Linked DNA regions of Homo sapiens: region 2 is linked to region 1. A link is a loop called in an ENCODE intact Hi-C map of the cell type or tissue named here. Cell type or tissue: dorsolateral prefrontal cortex. All regions are shown on one strand. Each heading gives the region's core, and the rest is flanking DNA. Links, peaks and the distances in the headings are about the cores only.

The links. Peaks named below come from ENCODE experiments on the same cell type or tissue, not always from the same donor. Only the 100,000 strongest peaks of a DNase experiment are listed, where the experiment ranks them.
Region 2: a loop joins it to region 1, with 1.9 times the contacts of the local background. A loop is called at or near these places in 3 of 110 quality-filtered maps.

What each region holds. Positions count from the first base shown.
Region 1 is chr15:27,736,167-27,751,787 of GRCh38, forward strand. It overlaps a transcript of OCA2 not described here. Among named protein-coding and RNA genes, the nearest start is that of OCA2, 360 kb to the right of the region's middle. RefSeq lists an enhancer at 15,145-15,621. In dorsolateral prefrontal cortex, for the core only: no CTCF peak of the experiment used is centred there; a DNase peak (open chromatin) is centred at 7,055; H3K27me3 peaks cover 480 bases.
Region 2 is chr15:27,676,743-27,692,363 of GRCh38, forward strand. No RefSeq gene overlaps it. Among named protein-coding and RNA genes, the nearest start is that of OCA2, 410 kb to the right of the region's middle. RefSeq lists an enhancer at 9,817-10,796. In dorsolateral prefrontal cortex, for the core only: no CTCF peak of the experiment used is centred there; no DNase peak of the experiment used is centred there.

The sequences.
Region 1 (15,621 bases), core at 4,002-12,001:
AATATTAAAATTATTATTTTGAAATTGTGTATTACATATGCTAAAATGTGCATTTTCAGAAGAATTTACTCCTGCTTCTTGCAATAGCAGATTAAGTTATTCCTGATGGACTATCCCCAGAGAACAATATAAAAGTTGGACAAAATATTTTTGTTGAGAACAAACAGATTACCAGAATTCAAGGATTCCAAATTTCAAGAGTAGGGGGAGGCACCTAGGGCTTCCTGACACTTTTTCCTCAGTTTATTTGTGGACTCTAAGGTGGCATCTGAAAGGCAGGACACAGAGCAGAATGGAGTAGCTGAGAAGCCAGGAAGCTACATGGAGTTTTCAGTAGTCTCTTGGGGCTAGAAAAATAAAAACCAGGTCTATCCTGCTAAAAGCATTCTTATAAAAGGACTTATTACATAACAACCCCTAAATGCCCCTGGTTATCTTCCAATTAGCAAATCCCATTAGTATGTTTACAAATAAATCTGGTTGAAGCAAAGAAATAATGGCCTCAAGTGTTGTCACAGAAAACAGAGTCAAGTTCCCACCTCCTGTAAAATCCTCCCCAGAAGGAAGTTTCTTACCTGTTAAATACACAGCAATTCACAGCCAACATCATATTGAACTATGAAATGTTGAAAGCTTTCACTATGAATTTGGGCATGATATAGAAATGTCTAGTCCTGACCAGTGCAATAATTTGAGAAATGGGATAAGAGAATAGACTGGAAAAAAAGAAACTTAAAATGCCATTATTTATTATGACATACTTCTGTGGAAAATACAAGAGTTCATTCAGACATACTGTGGGAATTATTAATTAAATTTAGCAAAGTTAGTTTGTAGACAGAGGGCCAACACATACAAAAAAATCAATTACCTTTGTTTATGTCAGCAATAATAAATTAGAAAAGAAACTTTTTAAAGGATACCATTTACAATAGCCTCAAAGAACATCAAGTTATTAGGAATAAATCTAGTGAAAAATATGCATGGCCTCCCCACAGAACTTCTACAAATCATTCTTCAGAGAACTTAAAGCCTAAATAAAAGCTCATGAGTATGATTCTTCTCAAATTTATTTGTAGATTCAATGCAATTGTAATCAAAATCATAGCAGGTAGGTTTATAGAAATTCATAAGAAACATTCAAAATATATTTATTTATGAAAATGAAAAAGGCAAATAGTACAATCTTGAGAATGAAGGACAAAGTTGGAAGGCTTACACCTCAGCATATCTGGACACATCATAAAACTGCAGTTATTAAAACAGGGAGTGTCGGTTTGAGGATAGCAAAATATGTCAATAGAACAGAATAGTCTGTTCTAGACCAGAAAGAGAAGAGATAGTCTTTTAAATGAAAAGTCAACTGAATATCCATACCAAAAAAATGCTATCTTGACTCCTACTCACACCATACGTAAAAATAATAAGACTAGCTGGATTGTGGAGCTAAACATAAAAGGCAAACAGTAGAATTTCTACAAGAGCTAATGGGAAATTACCATGTTTTGGGAGGTGAGCAAATATTCCTTACTTAGGACACAAAAAGCACTAATCATAAGAAGAAAGATTCATAAATTGGACTGCCTTAAAATTAACAACTTTTGTTGCGATCAAATATGCCATTAAAAGAGTAACAAGGCAGTCATTGATCCAGAGTAGTGAAAGAACTCCCACAAATTAGCCAAAGGTCAGACAACGTCATAGGAGAATGGACAAAAGGTGTGGGCAGACACTTTACAAAAGAGGCTATGCTCAACATCATCAGTCATCAGAAAAATGCACATCGAAACTGTCTTGAAGTGCTGTTACACACCCGCCAGAATGCCTAATAACAAAATGCTGACACCACCACCTACTACTGAGGACAGGGAGCACATGGAATCTAATATTCTACTGGTGGGAGTATAAAGTAACATAATCTCTTTAGAAAACTATGTACTAATCTTGAACCTTTGCTCACTCTAGGGCAGAGAAATTTCATTCCTAGATATATAGCAACCAGAAATACACCAAAAACCAAACAAAGCAAAAACTATGCACAAGAATGTTCCTAGCACAATTATTAATAAGACCTAGAAACAAAAAACAGCCCAAATACCAACCAACCACAGATGGTAAATAAACTGCGGCACATTCACACAATGGAATACCTGAAGGATCAAAATGAGCAAACTCTGCTACGTGCCAAGACCACCGATGAGTGTCATAAATATCGTGTGGGGCAAAACAAGACTGACACACAGCAAAATCACACGATGCGCTTCCACTTATAAGAAGCTCAACGCCGGGCCGGGCGCGGTGGCTCATGCCTGTAATCCCAGCATTTTGGGAGGCCGAGGCGGGCAGATCACGAGGTCAGGAGATCGAGACCATCCTGGCTAACACGGTGAAACCCCGTCTCTACTAAACATACAAAAAATTAGCCGGGCATGGTGGTGGGCGCCTGTAGTCCCAGCTACTCGGGAGGCTGAGGCTGGAGAATGGCTTGAATCCGGGAGGCAGAGCTTGCAGTGAGCCGAGATCGCGCCACCGCACTCCAGCGAGACTCGGTCTCAGAAAAAAAAAAGGCTCTACGCCAAACGCAACTAACCTACGGAGCTAAAAATCCGTATTTCCAGAAAGCATACAGGGAATGGGTTTCTAGGTTGTAAGAGTTTTGTGAAAATTCACTAGGGAAATATTTATAATTTCCTTTATGTGTGTTGTACATCTACACAAATGTTTATTTAAAAATATGAAGGCATCAAGGTTAAGCATCTAACTTAATATCGACAGTCTAGAAGAAGAGTCCAGCATCCCCTTGTCCAATGCCTCTGCTCTACAGGTGGGACCCTGAGGCACAGAGACCAGTGTGTCTGAGGTTGACTCAGTGGCGGAACCAGGGCAGAGTGAGGTCGCCAGCGTCTTCTAGCACATGGAGCCTCTTTTGCCTTTTCCTGTCAACATGAACTACTTGAGTTTTCTTTAGTTCCAGATACCTTCGTGATGAAAAATGAGAAGTGGGAAACCCTAAAAATAAATAGGAAATGATTTCTTAAAGACCCTTGCCAGGCTGCAGCATCCTTTAAGGAGAACACTGAAAGAGGACTACCTCATGATTTGGTCAACTCCACCCCTAGGAAGGATCCTGCGGTGCGTGGTCACCCTGTCTTTATAAGGGATAGCAGTGCTTGACTATTATTTCCAGATTTAAGTTGTTCCTTGGAGAAGCAGTGATGACATGACTGCCTGCTGATCATTACACTTACCAATGATAATATTAATAATTTCTTTCTTTTTTTTTTTTTTTTTTTTTTTGAGACAGAGTCTCACTCTGTCACCCAGGCTGGAGTGCAGTGGCATGATCTCTGCTCTCTGCAACCTCCACCTCCCGGGTTCAAGTGATTCTCCTGCCTCAGCCTCCCGAGTAGCTGGAACTACAGGCGCCCACCACCATGCCTGGCTAATTTTTGTATTTTTAGTAGAGACGGGGTTTCACCACATTGGCCAGGCAGGTCTTGAACTCCTGACCTCAGCTGATCCACCCGCCTTGGCCTCCCAAAATGCTGGGATTACAGGTGTGAGCCACAGCGCCTGGCCAATATTAATGATTTCTAAGCACATGAATTCTCTTACCTCCAACCGGATCTACCTCAGGCATAAATCCCATATCTTCCTCATCTCCCTCCATGCACCCATGAAGAGCTCTTTTACCTCAACTACAGAAGCCATCTTCTCCCAAAGAGTTGGCAAATGTCTCAGAGATCACTGTCAGCAGAGGACGTGACTCAGGGGTGCAGAGGTACAGGTGAGATTTGCATTTCAGGCCATTTCCCTCAGCACACTACTGTTTAAGGTACATGTTTGACTATACACTGGTTATTTTTTGTGATTGAGTAATAAAACAAATTGGATGTTGTCTTCCACTTTCCTGTCTTGAGAAACTGTTCTGTTGATAAATGGCCTTGCTATTTACATCTGCTTCCATAGACGTGACTTACAGCACAGTGTGCTGTGCCCATATGCTGCTTTCAGAAATGTTGTTTAGAATAAAAGGCCAATAAGGTTGGCATTTCTGAGATCTGTGACCAGCCCTGTGCTTGGGTGTGACTCCCTATTTCCAGCAGGGCCAGCTTGAGTGTTCTTGGCTGTGGAGGGACAGAAAAAGATCAAAAGGTCCCCTACATTTTTTACCAGAGGCCAGCCCCCGTGCCCGTCCTCCCAATTCAGACACAACCCGGGAGCCACAGGCTGCAGCCCTGACCATCGCCCCTGGGAGGGTCAGGGAAGGACATCAAAGCCTTCCTGGGTCCACTCGTGCATCTGGTCATCTCTCCACTAGGAGAGAAGAAGAAGGAGAGGTGAAGGGTGACTTAACCTAATTCATCAATTTAGTCAACAAAAGTACATGCAGTGCAAGTATGTATGGGCATTTTGCCATGTGCTGGAAATGCAGAGTTGAGTTACACATGGTCCTTGATTTCTAAGGACCTCATGGGGAGGACAAGCAGGTGAACAAGTGCTTATTAAATATTGATCCTGATGACTGGAATCAGCAGATTAATTCAGATCCTGCCTGAAGAAGCAGTGATCTCTGCTCCCCGTGTACCAGCAGAGCTGGGCATAGGCACAGGCTGGGTCGGCCGAGCCCAAGGTGCACCCTGCTCTGTCTCTGTCCCTACACAGTCAGCAGATCTGAGAGAAGCTCCCATGCTTGTCTCACGAGTCTCCAGCCTCCTGAAATGAGTCCTATTCCTCCTCATCCATCCCACCTAACTCCCCGAGGAGCAGACCTGCAAGAAGCTTGGAGGCCCCTTGCTGAGTTTGATAACAGTAAGTAGAGTAGAGGAAGCTGAAGGCTCAGCAGCATTTCCAGAGCTGTGGATAACAGCAGGGTGAGTGAGCAGCAAGGCTTTCCAGCACATCCTTGTGTACAGCACAGCTCTTATCTCAGGCCTGCTTACGGCGGAGGCCTCTAACCCTCACCAAGACAAAATGTCTCTGTCTTAGATCATGAAAATATAACTACGACTTCACCAACTGGACACTTCAAAATGGAGATCTCTGAGAAACACATCCCTTACACACATAGAAGATTCCTATTGTCAAATTAAAACCAAACCCAGACTTAGGCAAGGAGAGACTGTATCCAAAAGGAACATTGCCATTGGGGGAAGGACTGCTGCATGGGGGAGGCTTTGACCATCAGACCTGCAAGCGTCCCAAAGGCCAGAAAGAAAGGGATTCTCTTTCATAGGGAGGGGTAGGCACAGCTATAAAGAACAGGGTATGGTAAGAGGAGTGAGCCGGTGTCGTGACCCCACGGTTGAGCAGAAAACATTCTCAGTGGACATGAGAAAGGATGGGTCTGCATCTGGCGGTGGGACAGAATCCTGAGTACGGTTGGGCAAGTCAAGTTACTGAATGTTTTGTCCAGATTGAGGAGTGGGGACAAAGTCCAGCTAATTATTTATGAGGGTCTGTGCCTGGCCTTATCCCAGATAAACAAGGGGCATTCCAGAGTTTTATGTAAGTCGCATGGGAAAGGGTGGATCTTGGCAGTGAGCCTTTTCCTGGGGAACAAAAAGATAAGGGAGGGGACGGGGGCTTCTTAACCATGAGGTTTCCAGGACAGCAGAGCTCAAGGAAAGTGTAACAATGCCACTATGAATTGTTTCAAATTACTTTTATTCAAATGTGTCATACAAATTGTTTTAGATAGCATATCAATCATTATTGTTACACGATTAACATTACTCATCCTGCAAAACAATTCAGCACTGAAACAGTAGCAACTTATCCAAGCTGGTTTCTCTAAGGATTGGACATTTAGACAAGGATTTAAACATCCTCCTCTTGACATTTTCTTTTGCTGAAAATAATGGTTTTAGGAAATACACATTGCAGACGTATCTGAACTGTGGCAGCTATGCCTTTGCTTGGAGGCAGGTGATATGTTCATTTCAACACGTGCTCAGTGTTGTCTGGGAGAAGAGCACCATGCCAGGTCCAGGGCAAGGTGGGAGGAGAGAACACATGCCCTGCCTTCTGGTTGGGCCTTGATGGTGGAAGGGCGGTGAGAGTGGGCACTGACAAAGCAAATGGGGCCTCTCTGGCTGCAGATTGCAAGTTAAACATCATTCCCCAGTGCTCTAAAGCATGATGTTGATGCACAGCAAAGCAGCTGTGGAACCTTGGAGCAGACAGTATGCTTGGGGAAAGGTCAGTCTTCAAGAATTTGTCAAAAGGTGGGACCAGCCCAGACCAACTGTGCATAGGTCAAGGGAAGGGCCATGTGGGAGGGGGACAAAAGCCAATCACCTCCCACCCCAAGAGTCCCATCCCAGGCTGAAGACTGAGAGGCAGAAGAAGCACGATGGCAGAGCTGTGGCCGGTAAGATTTATAGGCAATGGAGGATGCAGCACCGGGCCACCTTCCCTTAAAGCTTTCTGCACACTGTCTGCAGAAGCAAGCTGGGCAAAACACGAGGAAAGGATGAGCTGAAGAGAGCAAAACGAGAACAGCTTGAACCTAACCGGCTATAATCTGGCTTTGTCACTAAAAGAATCCCTCAGGCACCTCGAGCTCTCTTTATATGTATGATAGAATCCGAAATGATGCGTTAGTCCACACACAGCTTGTTTAAGGGCTCACCATACATAAGGCCCTCTGAGAAGTCTGGAAGCAGCACACATGGCCGTGGCCTTGGGGAGTGAAGGAAGCGGGAGAAAATGATGAAATATGGAATGCTTAATGAAAGCCCCTGGAGGCCAAAAGCCATCTTCCGTTTCTTCTGTACACACCTCAGGAGGCTGAGTATTCGATTAAGCACTTAATTAGGAAGCTTGTTTTTAATTTATCCATGGCATAAAATGCCATCAGGGTAGACATTCCGCAAGGCTCCATTGGCTGCCTCTGCGATCCTGCTGCTTCTCTGCATAGCACATCTCGCCTCTTAGCACCCACATGCTTGGGAAGGGAGAACCCTGGTACCCTGGCTCACAGTGGCACTTTATCAAAAGGCATCTGCAGGGGAGCTGGCTGCCCGGCCACCCAGGGCAGCTGCCAGTTACTGGCAAGAGGAAATCTGAATGGCACGCATCCCAGTCTGCACGGCCACAAGTCTGTAAGGGCTGCACTGCCAATGGATGCGGAGACGAGCAAGAGGACAGTGACACTCTGCCACACTCTTGAGAAGGGGTGGGGACAGGTTTATTCCAGTCGCTTTCAGGCTGCCAGGAGAAACATCAGCTACAATCCAACAAAACAGCATGCTTATCAAGGGTCCCTCGTCTGGGCTTATTGAACACCAGGGCAGAGAGCCTCCCAGAAGCCTTCTGGTGGAATTTTGCTCCTGCTCTCCTCCGTCTGCCCAGGAAGCTTATTCCAGAGTGTCAGCAATGCAACAGCACACCTCTGTCCATATCACAGATGGTCTGCCCACGTGTCAGGCCCAGAAACACGGTGGGGCCCAGGGAGGCCATGAATTAGTGAATTCAGCAACTAAATGCCTGCTGTCCTTACACCAGGAGCTCACCATCATAGGACAAGTGGGTTTCGATCAAATATCCTTGCTCTTCAGGCACAGATTATGTCCAGATAGCACACGGCAAATGCATTCCATCAGCTTGTGCAGTTGGAGAAGCTGACGGCCCTTGGCTTTCGGCAGCCTCCTTCACCAGCACCCCTGCCCCGAGGCCAGCCAGCTTCCCTCCCGCAGCCAGGTCCTGAGCACCTGCCTTTCACCTTCACACCTGGCCACCACGTCATCGTTGCTTTTGACTGTCTACCAGCTGCTCCCTGGCCACAAATGCTTCCCTGTAACCCATATCCCCCCAGGAAACCTCTCACTGATTTTCTACACTGCAGAGTCCATAAAGTATTGTGAGAAAGACTGAAGGTCAGTTCGGGCAGTGCCCACAGCTGGCCCAGACACTCTTGCAGCAACACCTGCACCTCGATTTAGCATCCTTAGCCCCAAAGACAGGCAGGCAACAAGGGCAAAGACAGCCAACAACAATGACTAAGATCCGGGGTGTCAGCCCCTCCGCACCCTCAGCCTGGATCTTTAAGACCTGGTGGGGCCAGCGGAGGGGGATGGTGGTCTTTCAAAAGTTGATAAATTCATTAAAATCATGCGGGAAAAGAGCTGCTGAATTTAAAGCAAGCAAAAGCAGGATGGTGGGAACTTGACATTGACAATAAGGGCAGGCAGGGATGGAGAAAGCAAGAGGCTGGGCTGGATGGGGGAACCGTGGGCACGAGATGGAGGGAAAGCCAGGGGTCAGGCCAGCAGGGCTGGTGATGGGGCAAGAGGCAGAGAAAAAGGATTTGCTCTTCTCAAGGTGGGCCATGGTTTTTGCATTGGCCCTTTGGGTTTCTCTGTTAAAATTCCAGTAAAGATTTACATTCCATATTCAGTTATTCTCAGTTGCTGGATGAATTTTATTTGAATGTTGCTCTGTTCAGACAGGATTACCCGGGCCCCATGTATATGCAGCTGACAAAGCCAAAGACAGACCCTCTGACCTCCTGCTGTTCGACTTATGATTGATTAGATAACATTAAAACTGTTCCTTGCCTCTGATTAGGTAATGTCAACAAGAAATAAACTTCTACCCTTCCCCACTCAACTGACTGATGGACCCCTCTCTTGGCCTAAGACATTCCAAAGAAGCCTGGAAAACTAATTCAGGCCATGAGGGGAAGTTGAGTCAGACATGTCTCATGATACCCTCCTCCCTTTGGAATTCAGGCACAATTGACCAGAGATTCTGACAGAGCAGACCCTTTGTAGCAGTAAGAGACCAAATTCCAACCTGACTCTAGTGCAGCATCGCATGACAGATAGCGGGCCCTGAAAGAACCTGCAGTATTTTACCACAAAATGTACTCCTTTTGTTACAGGAAAGGAGTCCCGATCCCGACCCCCAGAGAGGGTTCTTGGATCTCCCACAAGAAAGAATTCAGGGCAAGTCCACAATGCAAAGCAAAAGCAAGTTTATTAAGAAAGTAAAGTGTTGAAAGTGCAGCTACTCCTTAGACGGAGTCGGGCATTTCCAAAAGTAAGAGGAGGAAACGTGTCCACCCTAGGTACAATGCTCGTGTGTGTATGTATATAGGATAAAAAAAGGTCATGGGGAGATGTGCTCTGTTACAAGGGTTTGTAGTAAAGGATTAATTTTCTTAATTACCATATTTTGCAAGAATCAATATTATTATACTTAAAGCAAAATTAGGAATGCCTTTATTCTCAAGATATTGGGATATCTGGACACTCCCAAGTCTGGATCTGTTTAGTAAACCTTCTCAGTCTGTTCCCTTAACCGTAAACCTCTAGCGGCTAGAAATACCTAACTTTCTGGGAATGCAGACCAGCAAGTCCCAGCCTTATTTTCCTAGCCCTCACCCAAGATGGAGTTGCTCTGGTTTGAACACGTCTGACACTTTGAAATATTTTGAAATGGCCCTGCAATGCTTTCTCTTGTGGGGGGAAATTTACGCTGTGTAGAGAATCCCCCTTCCCTTCCAGGCCTTTTCCTGATCCAGGAGAGAATTAACTAAGATTCTGGCACCTTTTAAAGGTCTGAATAGGAAACATTTGCCATCTATAGCATCTAAGGGCAGCTGCTGAAGAGATTTCACCCACATAATCAGAACCCTGTTGTCCACAACCCCAGCACTCCTTTCGATTCATTCCAGGTCTTTAGATAATAACTCTTTCAACCAATTGCCAATCAGAAAACCTTTGAATCCACCTATGACTTGGAAGCCCCCTGCTTCAAGTTGTCCCACCTTTCTGGACCAAACCAATGTACACCTTACACGTATTGCTTGACGTCTGCTTATAACTTCTGCCCCCCTAAAATGTATAAAACCAAGCTCTAACCCAACCACCTTGGGCACATGTTCTCAGGACCTCTTGAGACTGTGCTTCAGGCCTTGGTCACTCATATTTGGTTCAGAATAAACCTCTTTAAACATTTTACAGCGTTTCACTCTTCATCAACATTAAAATTAGAACTTTTTGGCTGGACGCAGTGGCTCACGCCTGTAATCCCAGCACTTTGGGAGGCCAAGGCAGGTGGATCACGGGGTCAGGAGTTCAAGACAAGCCTGGCCAACATGGTGAAACCCCATCTCTACTAAAAATACAAAAATTAAATTAGCCAGGAGTGGTGGTGCATCCCTGTAATCCCAGCTACTCGGGAGGCTGAAACAGGAGAATTACTTGAACCCAGGAAATGGAGGTTGCAGTGAGCCGAGATCGTGCCGCTGCACTCCAGCCTGGGTGACAGAGCAAGACTCTGTATTAAAAAATAAATAAATAAATAAATAAATAAATAAATAGAACTTTTTTCCCCCTGAAACTACTTAACTAGAAAGAAAAACAATCCTTGTTCCAAAAACTGATGGAGACTTCCTCTTCTGCGGAACAACCCTAGCTGTGAGTCAACTCCTCTGCAACTGGTTAACCATCCCTGTAAAATTCCAGGATAACCCCCCAGCCACGACACTGGTCTTCAGATCTGGGGTGTTCTCCTATGGTGACAGCCTAAATAAAGTCAGTCTCCTCCCTCACCCAACTTTGGCCTTTGATGCAGCAGTGGAGACAGCATACCATTTTTGGACAGTGGGATGTACTCCCCTCTCTCCCACATCCCCATCCATTTATCTAGCTGCTTCTCCCAGGCACTAAGATCCAGAGTCCCTCTTTGGCCTACAGTCTGGTGGGATCAGACCCTGGTTCCACCCTCACTCATCCTGCTCATGCTACAGACCTCCTGGCTGTAACAAGAACCCTGGCTCAAGACATCCATTCAGATGTTCCCTCCCAATGAACCTGTTTAAATGACTTGACTCCATTTTCCCCAAAACTTATCACTCCTAAATGTATCAATTTCACTTACTGTCTCCTCCACTTGAAAATTAATACCATCAGATCACTGCCCAGGAAACAGGCACACAGACAGACTCAGTGAGCACCTCCAGCCCCCCACCACCAACAACCACACAGTGAGGAGGGGACTCCACCCCAGCCTCATGCCAGTGCAGGTGAGGTATGGCTGTGACAGTCACATGGGGCAAGGACCCCTGCTGGGGCATGGTGACATGGGAAGAACTGTGATTATATACAGCACAACAAATGTCCTGCAGAAAATGTAAAAGTCAGAAATGTGAGTAAGTGTTCGATCGGTCTTCCTTATTCTGGACTAAGCTACTTTGAAAAAGTAAGAAGCCGCTGAAAATTGACATTGTGGTGTATAACAGCCAGTTCTGGGCATGTTCAGCCAACAGTTTCAAGATCCTCCAGACTAAAACACTGCTGGTTTTAGATGTTGGGGAGCCAGTGTCAGGGTGACAAAGGCCATGAAGTGGGCAGGCCGGCCTGGAACTGACTGAGGGGAGCAGTGAGCAGTGGTTCTCAGTGCAGAACCACCCAGACGTCAGTTTTTATGGAAAGAACCCATATAAGAATTAAACAGGGAGGTTACCTAAAACCTGTTTTTAAGTTGTACCTGTTTACCTAAAACTAACTCTCTCCAATTTGAAATTAAAGAAATAATGCTATGCTTATCTTAAACCTAGATTTAATATCTATTAAAAAAAATGAGTATTCTCGTTTGATCACATGAGTTCTTTCTCAACAGCAAATGAGAATTTTGATCTGGAAAAGATGACATTTCCAGAAAGTTCTATTTCTGCCTGTTGCTCCCCACTCAGTACAATTATGCATCTTGGTAACTTGAGATGACCAAAGGAGAACTCTGAAACGTGGATGAGGAGGGTGAACTGGTTTGGAATCCAGGGTAGGAGGAAAAATATAGTGGTGGGGCACCCACACCCTCCACTCAACAGAAGAAGGTAACCCAGCCAGAATTATTCCTGGCCCAGCCTAGCTACAGAAGACAGCCCAGATGGGCTCTGTCTTCCTTCAAGCTGAACACGAGTCCCACCAACAATACCAGGTCAGCCCAGAAGAACCAACTAGGGAGAGCAATCTGAATCTCCACTGACAATAAGTGTTCCTCTTCCCATCAGTGAGCCTGATGAATCCCTTCCCCAACCCAGACACACTGAGGCCAGGATGCACCTATGAGGAATATCCTGCTCCCAAACTACCTGGGCTGGGAAATGCTCATGGTCGGCACTGCTCCATAGTTGGGGGAGAACCTCAAAACAAATGAGCAAGTCAGAAGATCCCATCATCCTAGGGACACCAGGTGGCCTGACCTGGGTATTTTCTCCACATCCTCAAGCAGCATCAGCAGGGAGCAGTGGAAGCATCAACACCAATGATAAAGCAAGCAGACCAAAATAGCATGGCATCAGCTCCCAAAACTAGACAGTCATTGGAGCCGCAGTGCACAAAAGTACACCAGGACCTTTGTGCCAAACCTGAAAAGGGTAACTGCTTGCTAAAATTCAACTTTTAAATATAATCCATAATGTCCTAATAGCCAGTTTTTCCAGTATATATAGATCATCTGTCATGCAATGATCCGGAAAATTAAAACTTGGATAAGAAAAGACAATCAACTGATGCCAACACTAGGAGAAGTCAGTTGTACAAATTATATGACAAGGATTCTAAAGCCTATATTACAAAATGATGCAATAGGCAATGAATAAGCAATAAATAAATGAACCAAATGAAAACTAAACACTGAAAAATATGATAATGATAAAATAAAAATAAAATACTTGCTGAATGTGTTCAACAGTAGAGTGGAGACGACAGAGTATAGAATTAGTGAACTTTGGGTCAGATCAATAAAATTCATCCAATATGAACACAGAGAGAAAATACTGAAAAAAAAATGAACAGAGCTTTAAGACTGTAATTCAACATTTGTATCACTGGAGTTCTAGAAGAAGAAAAAGAGAATGGGGCTGAAGGAATATTTGGATAATTGTTAACTGAAAATTTCCCGATTTTGGTAAAAGAAATCTAAAGTTCACAAAGCTGAGAAAACTTCAAAAACAATAAACTCAAAGAAATCCATACTAAGCCACAACATAATCAAATCCCTGAAATTAAATAAAAAAAAGAAATTCCTGAAAGCAGCAAGAGGAAATGACAACTTATCTGTAGGGGAAAATCAATTTGAATGACAGTACATTCCTCATTAGAGACCATATGGGCACAAGGAAGTAACAGAGCATTTCTCAAGGGCTGAAAGAAAAGAACTGTCAACTAAGAACTATGTCCAGTAAGACTTCCTTCAAGAATGAAGGTGAAATGAAACTCTTCTAGAATGAAGAAAAACTGAAAGAAGTTGTTGCAAGTAGATCTAGCTTAGTGAATGAATGGCCAAATTCTTTCTTATGAGTTCTAGCCACCAGAATAAGGCAAAAAATATATATTAAAGGCATAAAGATTGAGAAGGCAGAAATGAAAATGTCCCTATTAGTAGATGACATAATGATCTATGTAAAAAATACCAAGGAATTTTTTTTTTAATTCTGTAACTAATAAGTGAACTCAGCAAGGCCATGGTATACAGGATCTACACACACAAATCAATCACATTTCTACACGTTAATTATGCAGATTTGGAAACTGAAATTTAAAACACAGTACCTTTCTCTTCAAAGAATATTAAATACTCAATTATAAATCTAACAAAACTTGTCCAGGTTATGCACGCTGAAAATTGTAAGATGTTGATGAAAGAAACCAAAAGAGACCTAAATAAATGGAGAGACATATCATGTCCAAGGGATGGAAAGTTCAACATAGTAAAATTGTCAATTCTTCCCAAATTAACTTATAAGTTTAGTGTGATTTCTATCACATCAGGTCAAGTTTTTTAAAATAGGCATAAGCAAGCTTATCCTAAAATTTATTTGCAAGCATAGGCTTTAGCAAAGACAATCTTGACCAAGAGTTAAGTGGGAAGAATCACTCTATCTCCCTCTGATCCACAAGCCCACCCCTCTTTTCTCCACTTAAAGCCACCTAGTGACTGCACCTTGGTTAGTTGCCTCAGAAACTGATGTGTATTTGTCTCAAGATTCATCCCTCAATACCCATCATTTTCTCCAGGGCTCTTACAAGATACTAACGCATCCTGGATAGAGAAGTAGAACGTCTCCTTCAAGACAAATTAACCTGTATATTGAAAAAGTTACAGAACTACACCCCTCTTTGGAGTGCACTTAAGGAAATGGAATCTAAGTATATTACATCCCAGAGGATAAAATACAAGGCTTGAACGGGCCAAATTCCTGGACAGGCACACTCACCGGGAGTTTGAGATTTAATGTGTTAGCTGACCCCTTGGAATAGGCATTATTAATATGCACAGTTGGTTAATATTGGGCATATAGAGAAAGGAGTCCAAAGGCTCAGATTTTTATGTGTCCCTTACTCAGCTGTCCCCTAGCATTCCCTGCAAGAGAATCCAGTGGACACTTCCTGCATTGAAGCATTAATAAATGCAGTGTTGCAGGGGCCACCAGTGTCCTTAGAAGTCTCTGATATCTGTCCTTTGGAGACTGTTGCTGACAGTAGGAGAGGCAGTAATGGAATAAAGTTATCTTTTCTCAGTGGGAATAATGGGATTCCAAGGTGGTAAAGACCAGCGGTGTGCTTAATTGTCATAGTCAAGGTTGGCACAGTTACCACATTATGCTTCAGAGGTCTGTGCCAAAAGGCAAGTGGATCACAGAGCTCAAAGCAATGGCTTCTATGGGAAGCTTGACATAGAAACCTGGAGAGAATCTGGACCTGGGGAGAAGCTTCAGTCATCATAAGAAGGATGAATGACACAAGCTGCTTCCCAGACCTGAGAGTGTTCCTAGCCTCACAGGTCATTGATTGAAGAGAGGTCAGCCAGGTGCATTTGAGAAAGATCCTGCAACAGACCCACGGATGCATTTACTGCTCTTCCCACACCTTCCTCAGAGGGACCTGTGGCCATTTACCAGGTGACTTTTGCATTCCAGTAAGAAATATCCAGACGGTCCTAATGGTTTTAAATTTTCCCTGATTCTCAGAGATCCAAAACATCCTCTGGTCCTTAAGACAGAATAGAGGCTTATGTTGGTCAAGTGACAAGTGCATTCTTGTGCTAAGTCCGCATAATAATTGGTCCTATGAAATGGTGGACCCTTCCTATGGTTATTCCCCTTCTCCAGAATGAATGCTGAGAGAGATCATGTTAAATAACCATTAGAATGACCAAGTTTGTTTCCTATTACATGAGGAAGTTGCCCATCTCACACCAAGATGGTAACACAAAAGAAATACAACATCCTGATGGTAATTTTAGGAGTGACTTAAAATTACCCTACAAAGTGAGAAAAAGTTGTACCAATCATCAAAAACAAGAAAAAAATACAATTCTTGATGGTCCACTTTTAATTTCGAAGGCAGCATATAACATATTGGATTCGCTGCTCTGACCCATTAGCAGGTAACCTCCCAAGGCTGCAAGGTTTGAGGGGGACCAGAGCAAGCAAGTGCAGCTCACAGGTCCAGGTTGCCACACTGGCTGCCCTGCCACTTGGGCCTTGTGAAATAGCACAGCACAGCTGCAGGTATCCCAAGGGCAGACACACACACTGTAGGGAGATGCTGGCAAGCCTTGAGGGGAGAATAGGAGTGCAAACCTCAGGATCTGAATGAAGTCCCT
Region 2 (15,621 bases), core at 4,567-12,566, 59 kb before region 1:
AAGTTCCAGGTGATGTGCCTGCAGAGCCCGTCCGTCTTCTCAGTGCTGAGTGCCCCGGAAGGCACTGCGGCACACCTGCTGACTCAGGGCCACCCTCCTCAGGGATGCCCCAACCCTGGACACTGAGGCCTGGTGACCTGGTGACAGGCCTCGGTCCAGGACCAGCAGAGACTGAGGATGGAATTCCAGCTGTTCCCAGAGTCCTGGGTCACTCATGCTGAACATGCTCCCTTAGGACAGAGAGGCTGGACAGGGATAACCTGTCACTTGAGTTCCCCACCGGATTAAGACGCAGCCCTTTGTTCTCCCAGAATGTAAGGCAAATGCCAAGGACACCTGCTGGCTCTGTGTGGCCAGCTGCCCTTCCCAGGGTTTCTGAAGGTTCCTGAGCTGCTACTTCCAGCCACTGTGGACCCCAGACCCCACCACTCCAGCTCCCTCCAGCCCCGCAAGGCCTGAGACCTGCCCAGCACTCTGAGAAGCCTTGTGTGTTTATCTTGTGGCTTGAAGAAGAACATGAAAGCACCTGTAGGGTCGTTGTGCCTGGGCTGTGGAGAGCTGCTCATGGGCTCGCTAGAATCTCCTAGGATGACTCCTACCTCCCCCTGCCCTGGGGCATCCCACCTCCTACCTAGACGGGGAGGGGTTGACCGTGAGGAGCCTGGGCAGCTCAGCACCGCCCCACCTCGCACCTGCCAACATGCCCCTCTGCTTCTGCTTCATGGGCTCTGTGATGGATCTGGGAACCAGAGTCTGCACCAGCCTGTGTCCGCTCCAACACACAGAGGTAACCCTTAAGGTGCAATCAGCATCTCCCTGGATTCTTCTTGTTTGTCTTCCTCCACTTTCTCTTAGCCTGACATTTTTCTCAGCTCAGTTCTTTTTCATGATTCCCCAATGTCCTGTGCATTGACAAGAGCCATTCCAAACATGACTTTTGAATGGGGTCTTAAATCAACAAGCGACATCTCACAATCAGGCAAACAAATTGCCCTGAGCCTCAGTGTCCTCTCCTGCAGCCTCTTTGGACACACGTTGCTGGAAGCAGTTTGATCCTCCTGCCCTCTGCTGTTGGGTGGTGGTTACCCATGCCGGGTCTCCTCCCCTGTGAAGAACAGCCTATCTAAGGTTAAGGTCAGAGTCGGGGAGTCCCCACTCACTAGCTTCCTCGTCAGGTAGGTCCTGTCCACAGTCATGCTGGCCGTACACACTTCATACCCGTGTGCTCTGGGAGTGGTACTGATCATCACATGCCCACGAGAGAGGGACAGCACCCACGCGAAACAGGAGCCCGCAGACACTCAGGCTGAAGGCTCAGCCAAAGGCCCAGCTCCAAAGCCCACACTCTCCTCACAAACCTTCTTCCACTAACTTCCACTGTGAACCCAGGATCCTCCTCACCTTGGAGACTTTTGGGGGTCTCAGCCAGGGAGCAGGAATCCTGGCCTCTAAGCTTCATCACAACCCACCCTGACCTGGCTGGGGAATCCTGGGAAGCCACTCGCCAAGCTTCCCAGCAGCCCACCAAGAAGACAAGACTCATTAAAATGTTTAATCCTCTGAACACCCCAAACTGTTGGTGGCTTTTCCTCAATCTTACAGAAGCCATGTGTTTTGGAACTGAATTCAGGTCAGGGGTCAGTCCAGCCGCATGGACTCTCCTGCTGTGAAGCTGGGTGTATTTCAGCAGTTCGATGCTGGCTGTCTTCTGCGGTCCTCATCTTCTCCTCCCTCCTCTCTGTGCACTTAGATGTACACCTTGAATAGGAGGATATCCCAGCTGCTGAGCTACAGAACGCTGGCGCCCCAGAGACTGGGGATCAGCACGCTTGACCAACAGCAGGACTCTCTCCTGAATTCTTTACTGATCCACAAAGTGACAGCTTCAAACAGACCTGTTCTGGTGTGTCCACGAAGGCCAAGTGCTGACACCCTGAGCTGGGTTGCCAGGGCATGGTTAGAAATTAACTTTCATAAAAGGCTACATCATGATTCACATACATTCATCAAATAAAACATGTTAAGAAATTTATTTAATTCATTATCAATGAGAGAACTAGTAAGATCTTACAACTAGTTACAAGGAAGGAGAATCAGACAACCCATGCGTGTGTAGGTCTGGAATAGGTAGGGGAATGTGCAGATGGAACCACGCTGGGCCCTTCCGCCGTGAGGAGGTAGCCAGCAGAGCCTCCACAGGACTGAGCTCACCTGGCTGCAATGGAGTCATCTCTCTGCATTGCTGTCAGTTGTCTGCACCTTAGCAAGTTGTGAAACAGTTCCCTTAGAACCAGAATTAGATACCCTGGAAGGCTGAGCCATAGACAGGGCACAGTTCTCCTCAAGCATGTCTTTTCTCTCCACAGCCGACAGCACCAGCATCCGGATCCTCCTGGGGCCCCAGACTCCCTCCGTCTGCAGCAGGGGTTGTGGCCAGGAGTTTGTGCCTTTCTATTTAAAAAAAAAAAAAAACTCCCAATTACTTGGATGGACACTAAATATTGGGGGAACACCTGACCTGCAATTTATATTCACAATCTCTTTTTCAATGTCCCTCTCTCTGCGAGGCCAGGTGTGCGGTGTTTTAAGAGGGTGGCAGGACAGGGATTCTGTCCCCCTCCTCAACATGGCCTCTGACCTAAGGCCTGCAGCCCCGCCAGCAGAGATAGAGATCAAGGGGCCATGTCTCTGCAGCAGTCCACTTTGAGACTGAAAGCCTTCCTGGGGTGCACTGCTTTCGCTGATAATGTGATCAGCCAGCATTTAGTGGGGGCTTACTCTTTTCTAAGCCCTTTCCTTACACTATCTTATTAAATCAGCATAACATCCCTAAGAAGTGGTTATTGTTACTATTATTCCTATTTTATGGATGATGAAACTGAGACCCTGAGAGGTAAGACAGATGGCAAAGATAAAAGTATGAATTCTATAGCACCAGAGCCGTCAAGGGATGTGGGTTTTCTTATTTAGATTATGTTTGTCCTGGGTGAGAAGGGCCTCCTGAGAAGATCCATATGTGCTGGGGAGAAGCAAAGGGAAGAGTCAGGAAGGGGTGGGGGGTGGGGGTCGGCAGCCAAAGACAAGCCTTTCACCCGATGCCTGGGAACACAGCCAGCTTTTCAGGGGAGGAGTCTATCCGTCTATCCTCTCTGATTATCTAATTGCTTATAAAAAGAAGACAAGAGGGCAAGAGACCATGAGCCCGGCACACCAAACAGCAATCGAGCTGCCCCACGCACACACAGTCAGAGGGAGAAGTGCCCCAGCAGCTGATCAAATACAAATGGCACAAACACAGCAGCCAGAACACCCGCTGCCTGGCAGGCCACCCGCTCATCAAAGACCAAAAGATTCAGAGAGCCTGCAGGGTTTGAGCTATGTCTGTTTTTCCAAACAAATATCCCTCCCAAAAGCATGTCTTCCAATGACCTTCAGTTCAAATAGTGATTCAGAAGAGAAGAAAGGCTGTCAATAAGCAAAAAGCACACTGATTCCTCCAACCGAACGCTCTCTTTCCGAGGAACCAAGGAGCGTGAATAGCAGAAGCTTGGTGCACGCGCCTCCGGAACACCTCAGCTCTCTAAGGAGCCACTGGCCTCTGTCGGAGTGAAGCTGCCAAATGCGGTTGTTCTGTGCTGAACGCAGCACCAGGGAGAGAAGGGAAGACGTTTTGCCTGCAAAATAGGCACTCAACACATTTCTGTTGGGGTAATAGGAATTTATGATAATTGGGCCTACAGGCTAATCTTTATCCTGCAGGAATTGCATAGATTACCCTAGGCAATACTTTTGTGGAAGTGAATGGATAAAAGCTCCCTTTTTTTCAGTTCAAAAGTCAGGTTTTTATAAGTTCAGTGCTCAGACCTCTAATAGACTAATATAACCCAAACAGAAGTCCTTTCTCCTCCGCACACAGCCTTTCCATGGCTTGTTCTTTGAGAATGTTGCTAAAGTCTAGGTGTCTGGTCTATTCTCTCTCAAAATGCAATGCCATTAGAAGAAAGTGGTGTGGATTTCTAGCACTTTCTTCTCCAATTTGAGCCTATATATATATATATATATATATACACATACATACACACACACACACACACATATATATATATACACACATATATATATAAAGAGAAGAGAGAGAGAGAGGTGGTGGGGTGAGAGCATCTTGCTCTGTTACCCAGGCTGGAGCGCAGTGGCCTGATCATAGTTCACTGAAGCTTCAAATCCCCAGGCTCAAGTGATCCTCCTTCCTCAGCCTCCTGAGCAGCTGGGACTATAGGCGTGCACCACCACATCGAGTTAATTTTTTTTATTTTTATTAGAGATGAAGTCTCGCTATGTTGCCCAGGCTGTCAAAATATATTTTAATGAACACCATAAATGCTTTAAATGAGCTTTAAGAATAAAAATGACTTGTAGGTGCCCTGACCCAACTGCTACCTGTTGTGGCTTCCCCTCCCCACACCTCGTACACAGGCTTGCCGCCAGGGGGCAGTAGGGGCTGTTTTGGCCGGGCGGGTAGACAAGAGACAGGACCCCAGCAGTGAGCTCGTTGCAATGGATTTGCTAATATTCTAGTGAGCAGTGCCCGTCTAGTGGAGTCTATTCACAAAGCACCTTTTTACAGATGACCATTAGTGAGTTCTCATGACATCCCAGCATGTCCCAGGGTTGTGCATTTGCTCACCCACGTGTCTGAGCCACAGCCCCCAGGGAGGGTCCCCTCCTCCCACCCGCTGCACTGCTCCCGTCGGAATTGCTCATCTACGCATGCCTTTGCTTCTTAGTATTATAGCAATAATAATAAGAGCTAGCACTTATATCAATTTAATATATCCTAGAAATATGAACATTTTGCATGTATCCATTTTAAATCCTCTAAACATCCCTTTAAGGTAGGCAATGACAAGTTTGAATTTTCTCTGCGCTCCTAGAAACCTCATGGTTAAGAAGTCCCCTGGCCTCTCCCTCATCCTTTTGTTCCCAGGAACTGGCTTACTGCAAAGATCTACCCTTCCCCATGTGACTTCACTGAGACTCTCAAATGCCCCTTTGTTTATCTGGGATAAGACCCTCATAAATGATTAGCTGGACTATGTCCCCACTCACCAATCTGGACAAAATGTCCAATAATTTGACTTGGCCAACTGTAGTCAGGATTCTGTCCTAGGCACAGAGGCAGAACCACCCTCCTTCATGCCCACTGAGAACATTTCCTGCTCGATTGTGGGATCACAACACCCTCTCACTCCTCCCACCATATCCTGTTCTTTCCAGCCATACCTACCCCTTCCTATTAAAGAAAATCCCTTTCTTTCTGGCCTTTGCCACACTTGCAGGTCTGATGGACGAAGCATCCCCCACAGCAACAGCCCCTCCCTCAATGGCATTGGTCCTTTTGGATAAAGTCTCTCCTTACCTGAGTCTGGATTCCTGATTGACAGTGCCATTATTATCCACCCATTTACAAGTGTATAAACTGAGGCACAGGGAGGTTCCATACTTGCTGAAGTCCAGAACATGCCCGTCAGAGCTGCAGCCAGCCTCGGCCCTTGTGCTGAGCTGCTCTGCTGTCACCTGGCCTGTGTGTCATCAGCCTTTCCATCCTTCAATCAAAAGAGAGGAAACCTAGTCTATCCGCTTCAACCTCAAAAGAATTTCAGGCCAGAAATATGAGTGTGCGGCAAAGAGGCTGAATCACTGAGACCCTGGGAGGGATCAGCTCCCATTCAAATTATGAGAGCTAAAATAGAATTTGCTAATCTGAAAAAGAGATGAAAATAGGCCACCCCATCCAAAGTAAAATACTACCTTGCGTTGAGTATCTCACTTGAGAGAACTTACATTCTTGGAAACTCTTTGGGAAGATCAGTTGTTAGCAAGTGCTTTGGTTTCAGTGATGGTGTCCCCTCCATCAGTCAGGTTGAAACTTAATTCCTATCATGGCGGTATTAAGAAGTGGGGCTTTTGGGGAAGTGATTAAGTCTTGAATATTCTACCATCAAACATGGATTAGCACCTTATTATTTTTTCTTTTAAGTTCTGAGGTACATGTGCTGAACGTGCAGGTTTGTTACATAGGTATACATGTACCACAGTGGTTTGCTATACCTATCAACCTGCCATCTAGGTTTTAAGCCCTGCGTGTGTTAGCATCTTATTTTTTAGAAAGAGCTGGAGGGAACCAGCTTAGGCCCTTTCTGCCCCTCCACCTTCCAGCCTGTGAGGATGCAGCTGAGAGAGGAGGCCATCGATGAAGCAGCCCTCACCAGACACCAAACCTTCCAGCACCTGCTTCTCAGACTTTACAGCCCCCAGAGCTGTGAGAGATACATTTCTGTTCTTGCAAATTACCCAGCCTCAGGTATTTTGTTATAGCAGTATTTTGTCATAGCAGCTCAGACTAAGGTAGCAAGTAATAAATATAGTCATATGCACTATATTCAGACTCCATATTTGCAAATTGGCCTGCTCACTAGGATGTGTTTGTAGCCCCAAAAATCAATGCTGGCAGCACTTTCACAGTCTTCTGAGGACACACACAAAGTGGCAAAGAATTTGAATTGCCTAGTGGGCAAGTTCCCAGCTGAGGCAGCGCAAGGCCTGCTTTCTTGTCTCCTGCTGTAAACAAATGTCTTTTCCATGGTCTGTGTGGTGCCCTGTTTCTCGCACTTTTGTGCTTTTTGGTAGTGATTTTTCTGTTTAAAATGGCCCCAAACATAGGGATGAAGTGCTGGCTAGCGTTCCTAAGTTCAAGCCTGGTATGTGCCTCATGGAAAAAATACAAGTGTCAGACAAGCTTCATGCAGGCACAAGTTATAGCGCTGTTGGAGGCGAGCTCAATCTTAATGAATCAACAGTATCTCTAGGTTAAATATAGTGTCTTTCCATAGAAACACACTCAAAAACGGTTATGCATTGACTGCTTGACAAAATTCTGTGACCAAAGACTTGCAGGCACCAGACCCTGTGTTTCTCTAAGAAGCAATAGTTCAGTATGGGCCAATGCAGTGTTCCAGGTAACTTCATAGAGCATAACAAGTCCCAAGAATCAAAGGAATTTTCCATATGTTTTATGGTCTTTTGTAAACTCTGACACCTCTGCTTTATGAATTTCAAGGTAACTACAAGTTTTTTACTTATCAACTACCAAGCCAGCTATTTGTGTGAGGGGAGGGAGGCTTTAGAAAGAGGTGGTGGAAAGGCGGAAGCGAGGCAGTTTAGAAGGTGCAAACCACCCCCAACTAACGCAACATTGCTCGTTTTGATGCTTTGACATCTGCTCTGAGAAAGAACAGCAGGTGGACCTACGGAAGAAAAGAGATAAAAATTCTCATTCCTGAGGTTTTCTTAGTATATGATATTCATCTGTATCCCCAGTTTTTATTTCAAAGTTAATGCACGTATTCTTAGAAACTAAATTACTTGCAAGAAATTCTGGCTACAAATATAATCCACCATGACCTCCTGTTTTTCCCAAGTGCTAGCATATTCATAGAAACTGTTACCTGCAAGAAACTCAGGTTTAGAACATAAACCCGTGTGTACACCTGTGTCCCCACATTTAACTCCCTGTAACTCCCTGGCCTCAGCTGGCAGACCTGTACAAAGTTCACCAGCTTTGCACCTGGTTGACGTGCATCTGCGAAGCCCTCACCTGTATCCTATGCCTGCCTGTCTTCTTCTTTGTGCCTACTTCCACCCATCTTTCCCCTAATACTCACACTCTGTCCCATAAAAGTGGTTTTTCTCCTGGAAGCAGCTTTGAAATCAACACCCCCCAGCTTCCAAGCATCATGCAGCATGCCCTGCTGTGGACTGAGCTTAGGCTCTGCAAAAGAAGGTCCTGTTGCATGAGATGTAATAAAGGTGACATTGGAGTAAACAGTCATATGCTAGACCAATTTTCTGTATATATGTTTAAGTCCCATCTGTAAACCAAAAATAAAATTCTAAGCCACCCGATAGGAACAGACCCCTCTTCTCAGCCAAGGGCATTCCAAAGTTAACCTGAAAAACTAGTTCAGGTCATAAGGGGAAGGGGAAGCCAGACATGCCTCATTATACCCTCCTCCTTTTTTGAACTACTGATAGGACAGACTCTTTAAGTCTGATAAGAAACATTCACAATCTACTCTCTCTGAAGTCTGCTACCTGGAGGCTTCATCTGCGTGATAAACCCTTGGTCTCCACAACCCCTTATCTTGACCCAGACATTCCTTTCTATTGATTCTAAGTCTTTAGACAATAATTTAACTGTTTCAACCAACTGCCAATCAGAAAATCTTTGAATCTACCTATGACCTGGAATCCTCCACTTCCGGTTTTCCGGCCTTTTCAGACCAAATCGATATACACCTTGCATGTACTGACTGATGCTTTATGTCTCTTTAAAGCATATAAAACCGAGCTGTAACCTGACCACCTTGGGCACGTGTTCTCAACATCTCCTGAGGGCTGTATCACAGGCCACAGGTCACTCATATTTGGCTTAGAATACATCTCTTCAATTTTACTGAGTTTTAATCTTTTCATCAACACATCTGTAAAACTTGATCCTGTCCTCTACAGACAAAATTATATCCATAACTATGAACTCCACCTAGGTTTTTACAGCATAATTTTGAAAATATTTCTATCAAACATCCTTTTAAATTTTTTTCCTTATGTCTGATCCTGTTATGCTTAGCATTTGTTCCAAAGGAACTGGAGCCAGTCAGCTCTAGTAAATTCATTTGTGCTCTTGCTTGTAAAGAAAGGGAAAAAATAATAATATTCTGTAGGCTGAAAAGAGAAACAGGAACTACAGATACTTACATTTGCGGAGATAGCAAAGGAAAGGTTACCAACATTTATGGAATGTAATTAGGCTGTTGAGTGGATACAAACCTACCCACTCCACAGGCCATCAGTGTTGACGCTGGTCAGATGCAAGTGGAATAATTCACACCAGAGGTTTATTTCCCAAGGACAAGCTCGCCCTTCACGGTACCTTCAGGTAATGGCCCATTAGTGGCATTCAGTCTTGGCTGAAAGGAAAAATCAGAAAGTGATGGGTAGGCAGTATTTTTCACCCAAGCTGACAAGTGGACTCAATAAATGTCTGGGAAATGCAATGGAAATTTCAAAGGAAAGACAAGTGAAGGCCAAATCTGAAATTCCAATTTGAAATTACCTAGCTGTCAAACCTGGCAGATAGTGCTTTCTCACATCGCCCTGCTAGCTCTCGGTAAGAAATCCTTTATTCCAGGAGGAAAATCACTCTTGTCAGCGTACAGGGCTCTCAAGTTCTTGTGCTTTTCTGCAGCGACACCTAAGACTGGCACGCAGTGGAGCGTCCACTGCAGGTGGCTTTGAGGGGCTTCTCTATGCACTTTCAATGTGTTTTCAGAGGCCACTCATAGCCGGTCATAAACTGTGAGATGCTAGAAAGTTACTGAGAAGCAGAGCTAGGATATCCACCAAGGCAGTGTTGGGCTGAGAAAGTGATTCCCTGAGGACCAGTGCTTTGACACTGAGAGGCCTTAGAAGCTGCCTCAGAACCAAAGTCCCTCTAACCTTGTCTGGTCCTCCATCCCTAAGCACAGGGAGGGCCTCCCTCTGCAATTTCTTTATTTGACCAAAAAAGCTTCTTTCCAAACAATGCAATTGTCTTAAACCCCCTCCCTAGGGATTTATCAAATAACCTAGAAAGATCAACCATCAAAGGAGAAGAGACTGGGAGTCCTCCCTGCTCCTAGACAGACTTAACCATCTATTCTCCCGAAGGAAGCTCTTAGAGTCTAACTGAAGGAATTTATCTGCATAAAACAACCCTCGTTCTTATGAGTCATTGTCTGAGTATTGCGCCTATTCATTCCCCCAGCTTCCCTTCCCCTATAAGAAAAGGTAAATAGGTTCCTGCAGCATGCTGGGTTACTGGGGGATCATTCTCCTGAGACTCCCCATGCTGTACATGTTAAAATTTTGTAGATCTTTGCTTCTACTAATCTGTCTTTTGTGAGTTGATTTTCAGAAAACCTTCAGAGGGCAGAAGTTTTCCTTTGGCCCTTACAGTGAATTTCCAGTACACGGGGTGTGGCCAGGTCCTGCCAGCGTGGAGGGTGCTGTGAGGCCAGGCCTGCCACCCAGCCCCGCTCTCCCTGGAAGAGCACGAGGACCTGGGCTTCCCTCTGACCCTCCTACCCCTGGTCCAGTGTGCCAGATGCGTTGAGCTTGGAATAGTAAAACTGGAGTGATCAATAGACCTACCTGGCATGGGTGCAGGTTCAGTCAATTCACTCAAACACCTCAAAGTGTTCGTGAGGTGGGCGTGACTTGGAGGAGTTTGGGAGGCTGGAGGGGGTGTGGACAGGGGCAGCCGCAAGAGCTGGGGCGGGGGCTTTAGACTGTGTCTGGCCAGGGAGAACTGCATCAAATGCAGACGTTCGACAGGTAAAATCGATACACACTGTTTTGATGGGAAGAGTGCAGGGAGCTGGCCACCCCCTGCCTGGCCACCCCATTGCTCTCCACAGAGCCCAGGGCTCTCAGCACACAGCATGACCAGTGTGGACCTCCACCACATTCCCATCTGGCCAGAAGCATGGTCTTGGACCTCACATACATCCCTGAACTTTGGTCTTTGGCCATTACTGACCATTGAGTCTACTTGTCCTTCCTTTTCTGGCCAGCCCAGGAATCACAGAGAGAAATCCAACTTCTGCCTCTTTTCCAGAGAATCCCTGCAGATGCCCTCCCCTCCCATCTAGTTTAATAACACGGAGTTGGGCAGGACACTATTAGGGGAGTGTTCTCCAGAGTGGAGTGCTGGATCCCAGGGAGGTAAGACCACTCACTCAGTGGGACATTCCTGCTTATGAGAAATCTGGTCACAATAGCATATGTTTATAATTTGTAAACACGTGCATATGTGTGAATTAAAGGCTCATTGTCAGAAACAGTTTACAGGATGTACAGGTGCATTATCAGGCATGCCTGATCAGAAGAATCTAGATGCTACTGAATCAAATCACACTGTATCTAGTGTTATATGTGTCTTGTGTCCATTCGGGTTCCTATAACGAAATTCCATAAGCTGGGCAGCTTATAAGCAACGGAAATGTGTTGCTTACAGTTCTGGAGACTGGAGAATCATAGTTACAATTTCTCAATCTCTGTCTGTATTATCCTCTATTTAAACACCTGCTTCCTCCCCCAGGCTGTGAATTCCGTGAGGTGGGGTCATTGATTTTGCTCCATGTCATGAGCCCCTAGCCCACACCTGGCATGTCGTGGTGTCCATATAAACACCTTGGAAATGGGTGAATTTGCCGTGTGTGAAAAGCTTTAAGTGTTTATAGCTGCCATAAGCAATGACTGGTTGGTGAGCAAAATTCAGGTTCCACATTAGAAGAATAGAAACCAGCTATCTTTATGGTCAGCATCTAGTGGTATTAAATTAAGTTTCCTGGTTAACACTTGGGTCAACAGGAGAATGAGAAGGCAGAGTAGGTCCAGAGAGGGACTCGAGGGCAGAGGCAGATATGGGCCTCCCAGTTCCAGACACTCCTGTAGATACTAAGGATACAAGCTTGTCCTTCAGGGGTTCACAGTCTAAGATTCCAAGACTGTCCCAGTGATCTTCCATTGTGGTTCTATTTGTCTATGTATTTCCCAGCTAGAAAAGCCACCTGCTATTTTCCAGTATGAAGGTCCTTTTTCAGAATTTATTTCTGGTTCTTCCTAGAGTTCGGGTCTCTCAAGTAACAGATGTGAAATACAAATCACTGGGCTAGAGCCTAACCAGCTGCATCACTCTATACAGAGACCTGGGGCTAGATGGGTGAAGGTAGTGGGGCTGGCATTACACGCCATCTCATTTAAGCATCATGAGAACCCTCAGGAGCAAATGCTATTTTTATCATCCTTATTACATATTTTAGAAATGGAAGCCTAGAGAAGTTAAGTAACTTGCCTGAAGTCTCTCAGTTAATATAGATGATGGAGCCATCACTTTTCCTTCGTCTACTTCAATCCGAGTTTAGGACTTGCCCACTTCAATATACTGCTCAGCATCCTAGGAACTGAAGTGACCTAAGTTCACACAGTGGTATCAGGATTGCATGGCATTTTACACCCAAGCATGACTCTGTATTATCGAGGTGCAGTAGGCATCACTAATGCTCACCAGCATCAGGTAATGCTCACCAGGCACACGCCAAGGCTCTTCTTCTTTCCCTCTTTTAGACTCTGTTGTGTCATATGATTTGCTTTGACAGATAAGGTGTGAGCCGAAGTACTGTGCATCATTTCTGCATAGTTCTTGCCAACTATAGAGATTGCAAGTCCATGCCATCTCTTGCCAACCATATTGACTGAGGAAGGCATATGTTCCGGATAATGTCATAACAGGGTCACTGAATCACTGCAGAGATAACAGCATCTTAGAGAGTCACACAAACCCAACACAACTTTTGTTTGGGTGAGAAATGCCTTTTGTTTTCCCCATGGAGCCACTGGGTTTGGGTTGCTTGTTGCCGCAGCATTGCCAATCTTATATTGACTGATAGGTTGGCTTCCCATCCACAATGGTCACAGCGTTGTCTTCCCAATTTTTCTCTGGCTTGACTACAAGTGTCCACTCAGACTTCAGTGAGCACTCCCAATACGCAATGCACCATTTTCATTCTTACTTCATGAATTTTAAGTAGAAAAATTCACTGGAGTGCTTGAGGAAAGGAGAGTTAGGTTTCAAGATGATTTTATGCATTTAAGTGGGATTCAGTGCCAGTGAATAAAATAAACAACCAAGTGAATCCCAGGAATCCGCCTCATGATGGCCTCGGGCTGCACTAACCCTAAAACAATACAGACAGAATATGGAGGCACGATACAATCTGGGTTCCTGTAACTTACCAGAAAATGTAAGTTGCAACTGCACATGTCACCTGGAGCTATTCAAAGATGCAGCCTTTTCAACATTCATATGTTACTCCTTAAGTTTCTTGAAAATATTTCCAGTCTGCAGGAATCATGTCCCAGCTAGGAAGCAAGGGAGATGTCCTCCGTGGGGGGCTGTAGTGTGTGCAGTCTCCGTGCCTGCATGGCGCTTGCTCTGTGTTCTGTGAGTCTTCTCCTCTGGCCATCTCCTGCCATGAGGACCACACTGAAACTGACAACCCTGCCCTTGCAAAGTGCCCTCCAATACTCAAGACTTTCACATCTTCGTCTTAGAACATACTACGGCAATTGTTCTTCTTCTTTGTTCTAAAGGATCTCTAGGCCTTCCCTTAGTACAAAATTACTTTTCTGGTCAACACATTCTGCCCTGGGGCTTGTTCTTTCAGGCCTTTGGACTCATTTGCCCTACCTTTTCTGTGGATTTGGAATAGCAGTTGGTCATTTCATCCGTGCTTTACCCCCTCAGATAGTTAGAATGCTTGCTCAGGTGTGCAGATTCCTCTTCCTCTAGCCAAGATGAATTTTTCTTGTTTAGGAGATTTCTTAATTCTCACAGACTTGGGGAAGGACAGACCTGTCCCAGGTGAGCAAGCCTTGGGTAGGGACATGGATAGAGGTGTGCTGGCTGCACACCTGTGCCTAGGGTCCCATAGAGACAGCTGATCCCCTGCCAACCTTGGGCAATACCCTGGCCTGGACCAGCTGCAAGACAGCAGCCTGGAGAATGGGGCCTGAGAGCAAGGAAGCTGGGGAGGCAGGAAGGAAACAAGCCCAGTCCCGGCCCATCCCAATAGTAATGCTGCCTCCTGTCGGGGAGGATGGTTTCAGACAGCCAAGCCTAACTCCTCCAGAAGAGACGGATGACATTTCTCATGCAGTGATGTCAGGAAGCTCACAGCAGAGAGGGGCTCCCAAAGCGCAGCCCAGCAAATGCCCAGCCTCTGCCTGGGAGTGGAAGACAGGCAGTGGGTTCCTTGGCCCACTCCCGCTGCAGGGGAAAGATGTCACCACTCTTCCCAACACACCTGTGGATTGCTAATGCCAGCTCTGCTGTGATCCTCGGCCAGCACCTGGAATCTGGGCCTCTTTCCCTCCACCTTTAGATGCCAGGCACACACCCAGCTTGCAGTTTCCCCTCCCACTAACTCCCTCCGAGTTCTCGACCACACACTGCCTCTTCTGTGCTCTATCTCACCAGGTGTGGAATGCTGTCCTTTCCTTTGATTTTATTTAATTTCCCCTTCACCATCACAAGAAAAATCACCTAAATCCTTGATGTATGTAGTCAATTTTTATACTTTACAGCAGATCTGGGAGCTGGGGATACCTATTAAATCACACACTGGTCATACTTCTTCTATGTTACACACTGGTCACACTTCTTCTAAATGCCATTTCAACTCTCTTAATCATCTCTTTCTCTTCCTCCCTCTCTTCCACTGTCTCCAATTTCTGATTTATTACAGAATAAATTAATTCTGCAATCCCCTCCTCCCCTAGAAATATATTTGCCTCCTCTGTGGCTGACCTTCTCTGTGGATGACCTCCTCTGTGGATGACCTCCTCTGTGCTGACCTCCTCTGCGGCTGACCTCCTCTGTCACTAACCTCCTATGTGGCTGAGCTCCTCTGTGGCTGACCTCCTCTGTGCTGACCTCCTCTGTGGCTGACCTCCTCTGTGGCTGACCTCCTATGTGCTGACCTCTTTCATGGCTGACCTCCTCCGTGGCTGACCTCCTCTGTGGCTGACCGTGCCATTGTAGCTCATCTGCATCCCAAGCATCGCCATGGTGTTTTCCTGAGCAAATTCCTTCCCCTTTCTAATAGGAATTGGACTACATATAAGTAAAATCTTTGACAAACACTGGAAACACAAACAACTCATGAACAATAACTTAATGTAAAAAGGAACAGAGAGCATCCCATTAAACAAATGTCTGGAAATTGGCCATGGGTGTACCTTGTTTCAAGGATTTGGCACTTTCTCACCTGATGAATGAAACACTTTTGGCCCCTGAGTTAAAAGGCAGAGAGCTGGGACTATCCTAGCACACACATACAGACACAATCCCATCCACGTGAGTGGATGAGAGTGTCGTGGCTTTGGGTAGATGCTGCCTATGCTCTCCGTTCAGTTCTCTCTAGGAGAATCATAATGGTGTTTAGAAATAAATAAGAATCATGTCAATACACTGGCTCGTTCATGTGTGAGAGCTCTGGTCACATGTAGACAATGCCTCCACCTTTACACAGGACACTTACAGGGTGGTCATCAGAAACAGTTGAAACGGCACTAGATGCACCTGCCACAGGTTTGGTCACTGATGCTTCAAAGACCCTGGACACCAGCTGGAATTATCTGGGTTTTTTTTTTAGCCAAATATCTATAGAAAAGCCCATGCTCTTGTAGGGGAGAAAATATAATTTCTTTTCCTTCCCTTTTTACATTCTTAGTTGAGACACTATCCTGAAAACGAAAGTTGGAATAACATACAAAAAACCAACAGAAGCTTACTAACGGGCGCTGCACCCATCATGCTGGAGAGTTCAAAAAGTACTTATCTCTCAAGGACGGGGAGCTTTACTTAAATAGTATTGGAACAAAGAGCCCTAACTCCTATATAGCAACAAGACAAAGACAAAAGTTGCTCCAGGTTTTCGAAAGGGAGGAAGATGCAAGAAG